Linked DNA regions of Mus musculus: region 1 is linked to region 2. A link is a loop called in an ENCODE intact Hi-C map of the cell type or tissue named here. Cell type or tissue: heart. All regions are shown on one strand. Each heading gives the region's core, and the rest is flanking DNA. Links, peaks and the distances in the headings are about the cores only.

Evidence for each region. Peaks named below come from ENCODE experiments on the same cell type or tissue, not always from the same donor. Only the 100,000 strongest peaks of a DNase experiment are listed, where the experiment ranks them.
Region 1: a loop joins it to region 2, with 2.2 times the contacts of the local background. A loop is called at or near these places in 2 of 42 quality-filtered maps.

The regions. Positions count from the first base shown.
Region 1 is chr2:48,330,578-48,336,248 of GRCm38, forward strand. All of the region lies in intron 1 of Gm13481 (predicted gene 13481), which reads right to left. Among named protein-coding and RNA genes, the nearest start is that of Gm25338, 51 kb to the right of the region's middle. In heart, for the core only: a CTCF peak has its summit at 2,301; a DNase peak (open chromatin) is centred at 2,474; H3K4me3 peaks cover 534 bases; H3K27ac peaks cover 704 bases.
Region 2 is chr2:48,476,827-48,482,497 of GRCm38, forward strand. No RefSeq gene overlaps it. Among named protein-coding and RNA genes, the nearest start is that of Gm13481, 22 kb to the left of the region's middle. In heart, for the core only: no CTCF peak of the experiment used is centred there; a DNase peak (open chromatin) is centred at 3,035.

The sequences.
Region 1 (5,671 bases), core at 170-5,169, 150 kb before region 2:
GCTGAATTGAGGCTTAATTATAAAATTGACTTCAGAATTTCTCATTTTATAAGAACTGAACTCTCCTAATAGCTTAGTCACAGTGTCTTCCCCACTGAAGCACCACTCCGCAGATACACGGTTTTAAAGACTTGCTCCTATTGTATCTGATGATTTTCTTGTAGCAGCAATCAGCAAGAACTGAATCCAGAATCAGACCCCCAAATGTCTTGAAAACAGACACAAAACTCCTGGTTTCTATAGACGTATACAATGTGTAGAAAACAAAAGGCAAAGAAACATTTTACAAAGAACAGTGATTACCCTCTTGTCTTCATGGAAGTCATAAAGAGAACAGGGATTACCAACAGTTACAACAGATATACCATATACAGATATACCATATACAGATAGATATACCATATACAGACATACCATATACAGATATACCATATACAGATATACCATATACAGGTGGATGTTGGTACCAGGGTAGCCAAGACACTGAGAACTAGAATAAATGGTGGGGTTATTTGTCTGCAAATCCATCGACCCGAGATTCTGTTGCAGGCTGCCATGATTCATGCTGAAGGCATGCTCTAGGAAATGGCTAAGGTCCCTTGACTCCACAGAGCTTCCAGTAAAGTGCCGCCTGTCCTAGTCACCTTCCCCACCCCCACCCCCACCCCCCGTCTAATCAGCTGTGGACATTGATTGCAGATTCAAAGCTGAAGATGGCACAACAGTAAGACAATGTCCCCACAGTGGACTTACAAAGGCAGAATTTTAAAAAGAATACAATAGATCAACATAAAAATGTGCCAAATTCAGTGGTTCCAAGTGTAGTTAATGAAAAGAGAGAACCAGGCAACACTCGAGTATCTTTAGCCACCATTTTATACTCTTTTTTAAATTAGTCCCAAAGCAGCCTCTTTAAAAGAGAGCCATTATTCCCTTTTCATAGCTGAGGAAACTATGACTTAGAATGGAGAGATCCAGTATCATATGGCTTAGTGTATAGGAAACACTAAGAATCAAACCCACAACTGCCAAACACCACCGATCTCCAGTAATGCTTCCTAGGGGATGCTACAAATAGCACACACTCACACTGGAAGGACATGGTGACTGCTCTGCCTCCTCTCGTATTTTTCTCAAATGTGGCTATCTTCCTATCTTCCAGGGGGCAGGGTTTGGCATATTTTAATGAATAAATAAATACAAAGTTTGCACTTTCTATTTTTTTTGTCTCTATAAATTGTCTCTTCTAATTAATGAATAGCTGCACTTGTCCTTTGGTATTGGTAATTTCATAAAGCCTCCCAGGGTGTTACCCAGTTGAATTGGGCGTAAGGAAACAATATTAGCTCCAGGCATGGAAATGAATGGATTTAGAGGCACTAAATCAGGAAAGCAAATGGGTTCTCACAGCTCCATGCTGTAGAATTAGTTTCAAATATTCAACAGACACATCAAGTATGAGCTTTATAAGCCCAGAGCTGAACACTGCCTTTTGCTCATTTTAAAATCCACGCTGTGAATTTTAAACTCCTGATAGCATTTCTAATAATGGCATCTTCTAGAAGCTGAAGTTGTGAGAGACCAGGGAGGGTCAGACCACAACCTCTTTGTGTGATATTTATATAGCATATAGACCTACGAACGATTTTTAAATTAAGAAATTTCAAATTATTTTCCCCCTCTGGATCCTCTGTGCTATGGCCTGTGTCCACATCTCCTAACCCAATTTACATACTAGAATTTACCAGGACTTCATAGATACCTGTCTCAGCTATTTCTTTAGTACTTTCAGGTGACTCCCCTCTTCAACTTCTATCAAGAATGGACTTTTCTTATTTCAATTGCAAATGACAAATCAGCTTTATCTTCCAGAAAGTGGGGACTGCTAGGATAAATGTACTATTTTTAAAATAAGGTATAAAATATTTTTTGTACCCTTGACAGCCATTACAGCAAGCTACCTGCTGGCTGCATGCAGCGCGTTAGTAAACACAAAGTGGAGTGTGTCCGGCTCCTTGTTTCCTGGAACTGTTCTCTGCCATCAGGGGCACGTAGGAAACTGGTCGATCCCTCATCTCCAGAGAGATCAGCAAAGGGGATCACTTTCCCCAAGACTGAAAGCATAGGCATGTCTTTCAGATGCTCACCAAGGTGAAAGAGAAAACAGTGCTTTGATAGCCTGAAGGAATTGTTCCCCTTTCTTTTCCTTCTGATACCTGAGCTATCGCCAGTTGGTATCTGAGATGCTTTTTGCGAGGAGGCCTGCCTTAGCCACAAGGGGCTGGGGGGGAGGGGGGGGTTACCCTCTTAAAAGAGAATGCAGAGCCACTAGGTCTCTTCTCTGCAGCTGCCAACCAGGAAACAGCGGGAAAAGTCCAGGCTTACCCTCCCCAGAGAACGCTGGATGTACAATAGTTTTCTCCCTTTCTAAGCTGCACTATCGCTGGAAGCTTATCCGCTTCTAACTCCGTCACGTCTGTAGCTTGGTAACTCGGTTTCCTAAACAAAATTAAAGGAAGTGTCAATGTGAAATTGAAAGTGAAACTGGCAGCAAAGGGCAAATCTCCCGGGCCCTTAATGGATTGGAAAACCAAATGGCAATTTCCAACTAGGTCCCTTGCCTCAGGCTGCCTTAAAGCAAGGCAATCACATTGGAGCCTACTCTTTCGATAATTTTATCAATACATTAGGCCCCGCAAAGTTTGTGTGCAAACCTCTTGTGCTTAGTTAGAACAAGTGGTCATGTGTGGGATGTTCAAAATGCTTCCGATCCTAAATAGATCACCCATCATGATCTTCCCGGTGCTTCAAACTCCAGCCATTTCTCCAAAAACAAAGATGAAGATCACTATTAAAGATGGACCACGGCAGGCCCCTTCTAAGTAACCGCCTCGGATAAACGTGGAGAGCAAACTTTTTGCTCCCTTTGACGTGTGTAGAATTTCCTGTGAATTTAGGTGAAATTAAAACAATAAGAAATATAGTCAAAAAAAATAAAATAAAAATAAAAAGCCAAGCCCAAAGGGCTTCTTGATATGTGTATAATCAGTGACATAAGTGTTAGATATTCTGTCTCCTTACATCCAAGAAGACAGGCTAGACCGGGCTATCCCTATGTCAGAGACACCTTGTTAGAATATGGGCAGGGTCATAAAGTAAACTAAGAATCTCTGAGAACTGCACTCCCCCGCCCCTTACTTTATGCAAACTTGAAGAACAACAGTGATAGAAGCAAAGCTCAATTGCTGACACTTTCATTTCAGAACGAACTCATGATGTTAGAAAATAATAGAGTATTAGTATGGTGTAACTGTCTACCGGTCTATCTTTTTCCTGCAGAAAGCAGGCAGCCCTGGAAACGCCAGGCAGCCAACCGGGCATCATGGGAGTGTTTCTGCTTCGCAGCCATATTCCCTGTGCACTTAAGAAAGCTAATCCATTCTCCAAATCGGCCATGCTGCCTCCTGCTTTGCCTTCATTCTCACAGATATGAGAGCCCAAGGAAGATGATCTGAGAAACTCAGGTTTCAGCAAGCTATGCATATTGAGAGTGAATTCCCCCGCTCCCGCCCTCTCTTTTGGAAAATACTCTGGACTTAAATTGCAACCCTTGGAGCCAATGAGTCTGGCTCTAGCTGCTTCATCATTCATAACCTTGTTATGCAAATAAAACAAGTATAAATTAAAATTCTAATTGAACTCTAATCCTGAAAAGTAGTCCTTCCGAAGCATTCTTAAATGACACCAAATTCCTGAGCATCCCTGAGTTGTGCTTGCTGTCAGATTTTTAAAGGATTTGGCCAAAACTAAATAGCTGAATAAACATTCTGCTCGCTCGGTGCTCTGACTTCCATGCATTTCCTGCTACACATTCTTCTTCATTAAAACTTTGCCAAATGGGTTGGGTCCTTCGATGATAAAAGCAGAATCAAAGGAAAAACAAGTGGCTATGACACTGACACGGGCACTGTTACACCCTTTGGAAACTTTATTTTATCTCTGGAGACTTGAGCAGTATCACCTGGCTATTTCAGAGAATAAACTGTCACCTCCTCACATAAAATCATGCTATTCAACTCTCTTAATTCACACAAAACCTCTATGAAAGGTAAATATTTATAACAGCAGCACATTTCTACTCCTGTACAATCTTATTCTCTTGCAAAACACCAGGAATCTGTAAGGTGTACACCAGCTCCTCTCTGAAGAAAACTTCCGCTACTGGCTTCCAGCAGACAAATGGCTACCCTGAGTTTCCCTCAGGCAAAGAGCTTGTTATTATAAAAAGTTCTGTGAGAGACTTTGATTGCATTGACTACTCAGACATTTTTGTAAAAACAAATAGAAAGTGGAGATGGGGAAGATAGAAAATTAGTAGGTACAATTTGAGTGACATGGAAATGTTTCTGTGGCCACAATCATCTCTCCTGTTGGCCTTTCCACGGTTACTTGATGAGCTCCTCTGCCTGTCAGAAACTCCCTAGCAGAAAAGTCTAGGGAGAAGGCCATAAAATTCAGCATTAAATCCCACTTCTACCGGGCTTTGGACAATTTCATTTTGTACAGGAAACATCTGTGGCCTCAAATCTAAGATGGTCTGTTCTATTTCCTGGCCATGTATTTGGGGGGATTCAGAGACGTAACTACTGTAAAATACTTTGAAAGATATTACAGATATCAACAACTATAATCTAAGTATTCTGCTAAGAATACTACGTGACTCTTTTACAGTCCTGCCCTGTGGATGTCGTGGATTATAACGTGCTAATTCATGGAGTCTATTTTGAGGAGTTCTTCAAGTTGAACAACTCTACTGCCTTCTGCTTCCATATTGAGATACAAGATGCCATACAGCCCCCCAAGGAGTGTGCTATTTGCTTGAACCATTGTTCTTATTTCTATTGTCCTTCCATGCATCGTTTATAAAGCTTCTTGGAACATGACTAAGATTTCAGAAGCCAGGATATCTAACTGCAACACTAATCTAATCCTAGTACAAAGAAACCTGCAACCTGCACTGAATTGCTACTGAATTCACAACAGCTGAGAAGTGGAACCAGCTTAGTTGTCCATCACAGAGGAATGAATTAAGAATATGTTATGCATACACATTGTGGAATTTTATTTAGCCATAAAGGAAAATTAAATCATGGCATTTGTAGGAAAGGGTGAATCTGGAAATATATCACATGGACAAGTACTGCATATTTTCTTGAAGAGGCAATTCCTGGTTTCTTTTGGAGTCTCAGTTGTGTGATGTGATTTTTTTTCTTAAAAACTGTCTTATGAGAGGATGTTTTTGCTGAAGCAGACATGTGGGAGGATATTTTACTGAGAACAGACATGTGGGTTTTTTTTGTTTTTTTTTTTTTCTGGAAGCCACCTAGAAAAAAGTACATATGATGTTTTGCTAGAACGGATCCTTGAGAGAACACATGACGTTTGGAAAGGATATAAATAGAACCCAACACACAGTTGACAATACTGTGTGGTATTGGTTCCCCTTGCCATTCTTTGCTGGTCATTATTTGTCATGACTTCATACAGAGAAGTGCACCAAAGGTGGTGTTCCCAGAGGCTGCTTGCTGCTTCCTCTGACTCTGGCCAGTCAGGAGAGTCTCCCCATTTCTGCTGGACTGAGCTGCCATTGCTGATTCATGAATGGTGTGTT
Region 2 (5,671 bases), core at 217-5,216:
CAGCGAAAGAAAAGAAGGGGTTAATATTCAAATCTTATAAGGCAATCAAATGACTCAGTAGCAAACCACAAATAACTAATTTTAAAAAGTCTTAAGGAGGCATTTCTCAGAAGAAAGCACACGAGTGTAATAGGTAAATAAAAAGATGCTCTGTGACTCATCAATGGGAAATGTGAGTCAAACCCATAGTGAAATAAACACTTCCTCACACCTCTGGCTTCTGTCAGAGATAAGATGGAATCTGAATGCATAAGGATGCAAAGGAAAGACCACTCATGTTGTATGCTGTTGATGAAAATATAAATTAGTGTTGCCATTATGGAGAATGGTATGAAAATGCTTCAGCAAACAAACAAACAAACACACCCAGTCATATGATACAGTAATACCACTTTAGGCTGTACACACCGAGTAATTGAAATCAATATATAAAAGAGACACTTAAAGTCCTGTGTTCAGTGTCTTATATACATTAGCCAAGCTACTTAGTTAATTGTACACCAGTGGGTGAATGGATAAAGGAAATGTAATATTTATACATATATGCATATGAATACTACTTAGCCTTAAAATAGGGAGACCTGTCATTTGAAAATGCAAGCAAGAATGTGAAAGACATTTGGTAAATGGAATACGACAAGCATAGAGAGACACATACTGTGTGATCTCACTTACACATGAAATCCAAAAGGAGCTGAACTCACAGAAGCAGAAATAACAATGATGATTGCCAGAGGCTAGAGGTGCTGAAGAGGGAGGAATGGAGAACTAGCCCCAGACAGGCTACATGAATAGATATTGAGATTTATTGCACCGGGGATGACTAGTCAACAATAATCAACTGTATGACTGTAATTAACTGATAGCATATTCCAAATGTCTCACCATAAAAAAAATAATAGGTAAGTAAGCCCATGATAGCTTAATGTAAATGTGATTTTATTCCCCTAATATAATTGATGTCTTGGAAGCTTACTGCTGAATAAGCTCACCCTTTCTGGTTCTTTCTGGCTGGCTGGTTCAACTCAGCTATTCTGGCCCAAATTCCTCTCCAGGAGGACTGATTCAAATCCGGCTGATCTCAGTTTCTCACTGAATTGTTCTGCTTGGCCTCAAATTAACTCTAGCAATCTGTTCTAATCTTCTGGGTCCTTCTTACTCTCTGTCTTCAACTGCCTCTGCTGACCTGCACTGAACTGCAGGAACTAACAAATGAGTCCATTGCACTGATTCCCAACTGTCTCCAAACTAACCAAACTGAACAGAACTAAACTGCATGAACTCAGCTGAACTCATCTTCATGCAACTGAACTGCACCGAATGGAACAGAACTGACTTAGTCTCTCCCTGCACTGTTCTTAAATAGCTATCTCCTGAGAGATGGGCATTATCTTATTTCTGACTCCTTTTGTCAAATATTTCTCTGATTTGTCACTTTGTCTGCTCTTCATTGTTTGGGATTAGAGGTGTGTACTAAAGGACTCCAGACTAAAGGTCTGTGATATGACCATATTCTACCCAGATCATACAAACCCAGAAGGTATGGTCCCTTGCCACAGAAGCCATGTTGCTAGATTAAAAATTCCTCTACAGCTCAACATCTCATATTGCTTACATGCACTAAAATATAATATTATGTGTGCAATTGTGATCTGTCAGTCAAAAATAAATATTAATAGCCTGTAAATGGGGAAAAGTCTTACCCTTTCTCAGTTTTGCTTAGGAACAATGTTGGAAGTTTATAAGTCATGAGACAGCTAACAATAGCAACCTCACTTCTATGAGGTCTCAATTATTCACTAGTATTAGAAAGTAGTGCATATGTATGTGTGTGTGTATAACATTAATAACATAATAAGGATTGATATATAGTTCATATGGCTTGTCTAATTTTATAAGCATTAAATTAAAACTTTATAAATAAACTAAGGAAAATGGAAAATAATATTTACAATTTTGTCAGTAGCTCTAAAATTCTGTCAGGATCGGCCCAATAATTCATTTTATTTCCCAAATATGTCTGAAGAAGCTAATATCTGACAGCAATTTATATTATATGCTAGTGATCAGCAACCATTTGCCTATTTATTGATTTAATATGTAATCTATTCTATATAACTTTACACAAAATTCAAGGTGGTCATTCCAACTAAAAGAATAAATAACGATAATGTACAGGAAGTCTAGGTGCCTTAGCTCTCTGCTACAGTGAAACCATGGTTAGGGTGGATGGCATAACAGAAATATATTGCTCACAGTTCTGGACCTGGGAATCTCAGAATCAAGGTCCTGGTAGAATTGGTTGCTGCTAAGGCCCTACAGAGACCTCTCTGTGTATCTTCACATAGTGAAGACATAATTTCTCTTGTGCCTATCCTTTCTTTTAATAATAACACTCATTCAGTCTTAAAACTGCTCCCTCCCGTGACCTATCTCTTCACATCATTACATACCATTCTCTCCATAGCATCTGCCCATCAGATTTATTAAACAATAAATTTTTATTAAACAATAAAATTGTTGTTTAAAAAATGAAAAAGGCTACTTGATAAAAATTGTCAACTTGTTATCAGGAAAGATTTAAAAATATGTTTTAAAAAACCCACCTTCCCTTCCATGCCCTCAAATATGGAAATACAGAATCAACATCTACATCAAAGTTTACAGCAGATCTAATATTTCCCATGTTACTGTAAGAAATATCATATGCCTTCAATTTCTGTAAATCAAATTTCAGTATTTTCTTTGGGTGTTCGTAAATGCCAGTATTCTGAGATCCCCAGTTTTTTGCTGAAATCTGGGGTCATCAGAACCCCATGCATTGTGGGGCATCTCTTATCTGTCCAGTATATTCAGGAATTTGAGAGGACTTCTCACTAGTTGATCACTCTGTTGTCCTTAAGATACACTTGGGGTAGGAGGACTCTGGGCCAGGCTGGCTTCCAGGCCTGCAGCCTGTGGCTCTGGCAGCCATTGACTGTTTGCAATGAGAATGCTCTGCCCTGGGGATACAGCCAGGCAGTGAGTTCCAGGGCCAGCTCACCCATGACTCACCAATCCCCTCTCCCCTGCTCCAGTTGGCTTTCAGTCTCACATCTCTGTAGGCTTCTACTTGAGCAAAGCCATCAGGATCATTGCGGGTCTTGGGACATTTAATCAGCACAAGCAAACTCATGCACATCAAACATGTGTATGTCCTTTATCTTCCCCATTAGCCCTGAAATGAGAGCTGATCTTCAACTTACAGAGAAAGGAATGGAAGTTCAGAAAGGTCAGGCAGCTTGTCTAAAATCATGCTGCTGGCTTCTGTACCACAGTGGACATCTCTGTCATTCTCAGTCTTGGTCTATACTGTATAACTCCCCTCTTGTTTAAAAGGCAGAAACAGTAAGACACTAACATTCAAGTGACTTGTTCAAAAGCACATAATCCGATATTCTTCTGGCCCAATGTCAATAATAAACAAACAAACAGAGTTCAAGCTTATGAACATATAAAATTTTAAGTGACACGTCGCAAGTAGTGGCTAGAATATAAATTTAGACATGTCTGTAAAAGGTGCATACTCTTCAAAAAGTATATACCTTCAATAAGAACGAGAATACGGTATTATGTTTTAAAACTTATTAGCAAATACCTGTGCAAAACCTGTTTTGGGGGATCTTCCGGATAAGAAAAAGCCTCATCCCTGTCTCTGCAGAAGTCATCAGCCATAGCGGCCACATGGGTGCCCAGAGAAAGACAGTGACTAAAGGCTGTGATAGGAGCTGCAGACAGTGCCTAGGGCAGTTTGAATATGGACCACACAGTCAGTGCTGGGTTCTTAACCACACAGAGAAGAGCGTGAGTATTCGCTGGGAAACACTGGGGTGATCCGACCTCCCCTTCCTCTCAGGGATGCTCACGCTGGACTCTCAGTTGTTACAGAAAGTAACCCATATGGTACTGTAAGAGTTACTGACTTGCCTAAAGCCACATAAAAAAAAGATGAGTTATTTTTTCATTTCTTTCTCTGCCAGGATCAAGTGTCAGCGTTGTTATATTCAGAAACATGCTACTTTTAAAATGCTAGGGAAGAGTTGGCCCAACCTGGTGAAGGCATAAAACAATTGTCAGAAGCAGGAAGTCTCCTAGACTCCAGCCCCAAGCTACAGAGGAGTAAATTTGAGACATTCAACAGATTTCTAATGCTCTGAAATGCCCAAACTAGCCTTTGTGTTTACTACTAAGGAGACAATGAATGTTTCCACAGAGCCCAGAGGAGATTCCAGGCAAGTTTTTGAAGACTCAGATTAGCTTTTTTTTTTTCGATTTTCACATAAAAATTTTTCAAAACCACTGCAACATTTTCTCTCCCCACCACAGGCTTCCTTGAACTTCTTTCGGGTTGGCCCAACAGGATCCCGGCTTTACACACCGTGACAAACAGTCTCTCAGCCCATGTGTCCCTAACTGTTCGGCTGGCTGTTCCCTGAATTCCTTTTCCTCAGAGAAAACCCGGCAAGACACTCCAGTTGTTCATTCGGATTTAGGTTTTGACTCATTCCTACCCCACCAGGGGCCAGGATCTCTATTTTCTCTGTCTTTGACTTTTCAAGAGACCTGGAGACTGAAATCCAATACTTTTGTCTGCATCTGCTGCTAAAAGCCTTTTTTTCTCCTGGCCATGCCACAGCTCCCTCGAGGCTCATTAAGCACATTTACATTTGGCTCTTAAAATCCTAAATAGCCCATTTCACGCCTAGCAATGGTGTATTGATGAAAGAAGCACAGGCAACGGCCTGTAAGGGGAGCAGGAGGAATCCTTGGATCCCAGATACCTCCACAAAGGATTCGCTCTTGCTGGGTAGGACATCAACAGAAGCGTGCAAGCAAAGTGTTACCAGCCAGGCACAGGCACAGACACACGAGCACTTCTGGTGTGCTGCAGCAAGGACACCTGATAGAACAGAGAAAATGGAAAGAACAAGGCCCTGAGATATAGGGAAAATTCCTCAGATTTGTAGCATGGGGGCAGGATTACAGAAAGGAAATAGACAAAACAGGGCAGGGTATAAGGAAGAATCTGTACTGGGTTTTAGGGTAAATCTTTTCCTTGGAGTTGTAAGGATAATTAAAATGAGGAAATAAAGGAGATCCCTGCAGATGCATGTGTTGTGTTGCATCTAAATGCAAATAGTTAAGCCATACCTGTTTTTTTTTTTAAATTTTTTTAATTAGGTATTTTCCTCCTTTACATTTTCAATGCTATCCCAAAGGTCCCCCATATCCACCGCCCCCCAGTCCCCTACCCACCCACTCCCCCTTTTTGGCCCTGGCGTTCCCCTGTACTGGGGCATCTAAAGTTGGCAAGTCCAATGGGCCTCTCTTTCCAGTGATGGCCGACTAGGCCATCTTTTGATGCATATGCAGCTAGAGACAAGAGCTCCGGGGTACTGGTTAGTTCATATTGTTGTTCCACCTATAGGGTTGCAGTTCCCTTTAGCTCCTTGGGTAATATCTCTAGCTCCTGCATTGGGGGCCGTGTGATCCATCCAATAGCTGACTGTGATCATCCACTTCTGTGTTTGCTAGGCCCCGGCATAGTCTCACAAGAGACAGCTATATCTGGGTCCTTTCAGCAAAATTTTGCTAGTGTATGCAATGGTGTCAGCGTTTGGAAGCTGATTAT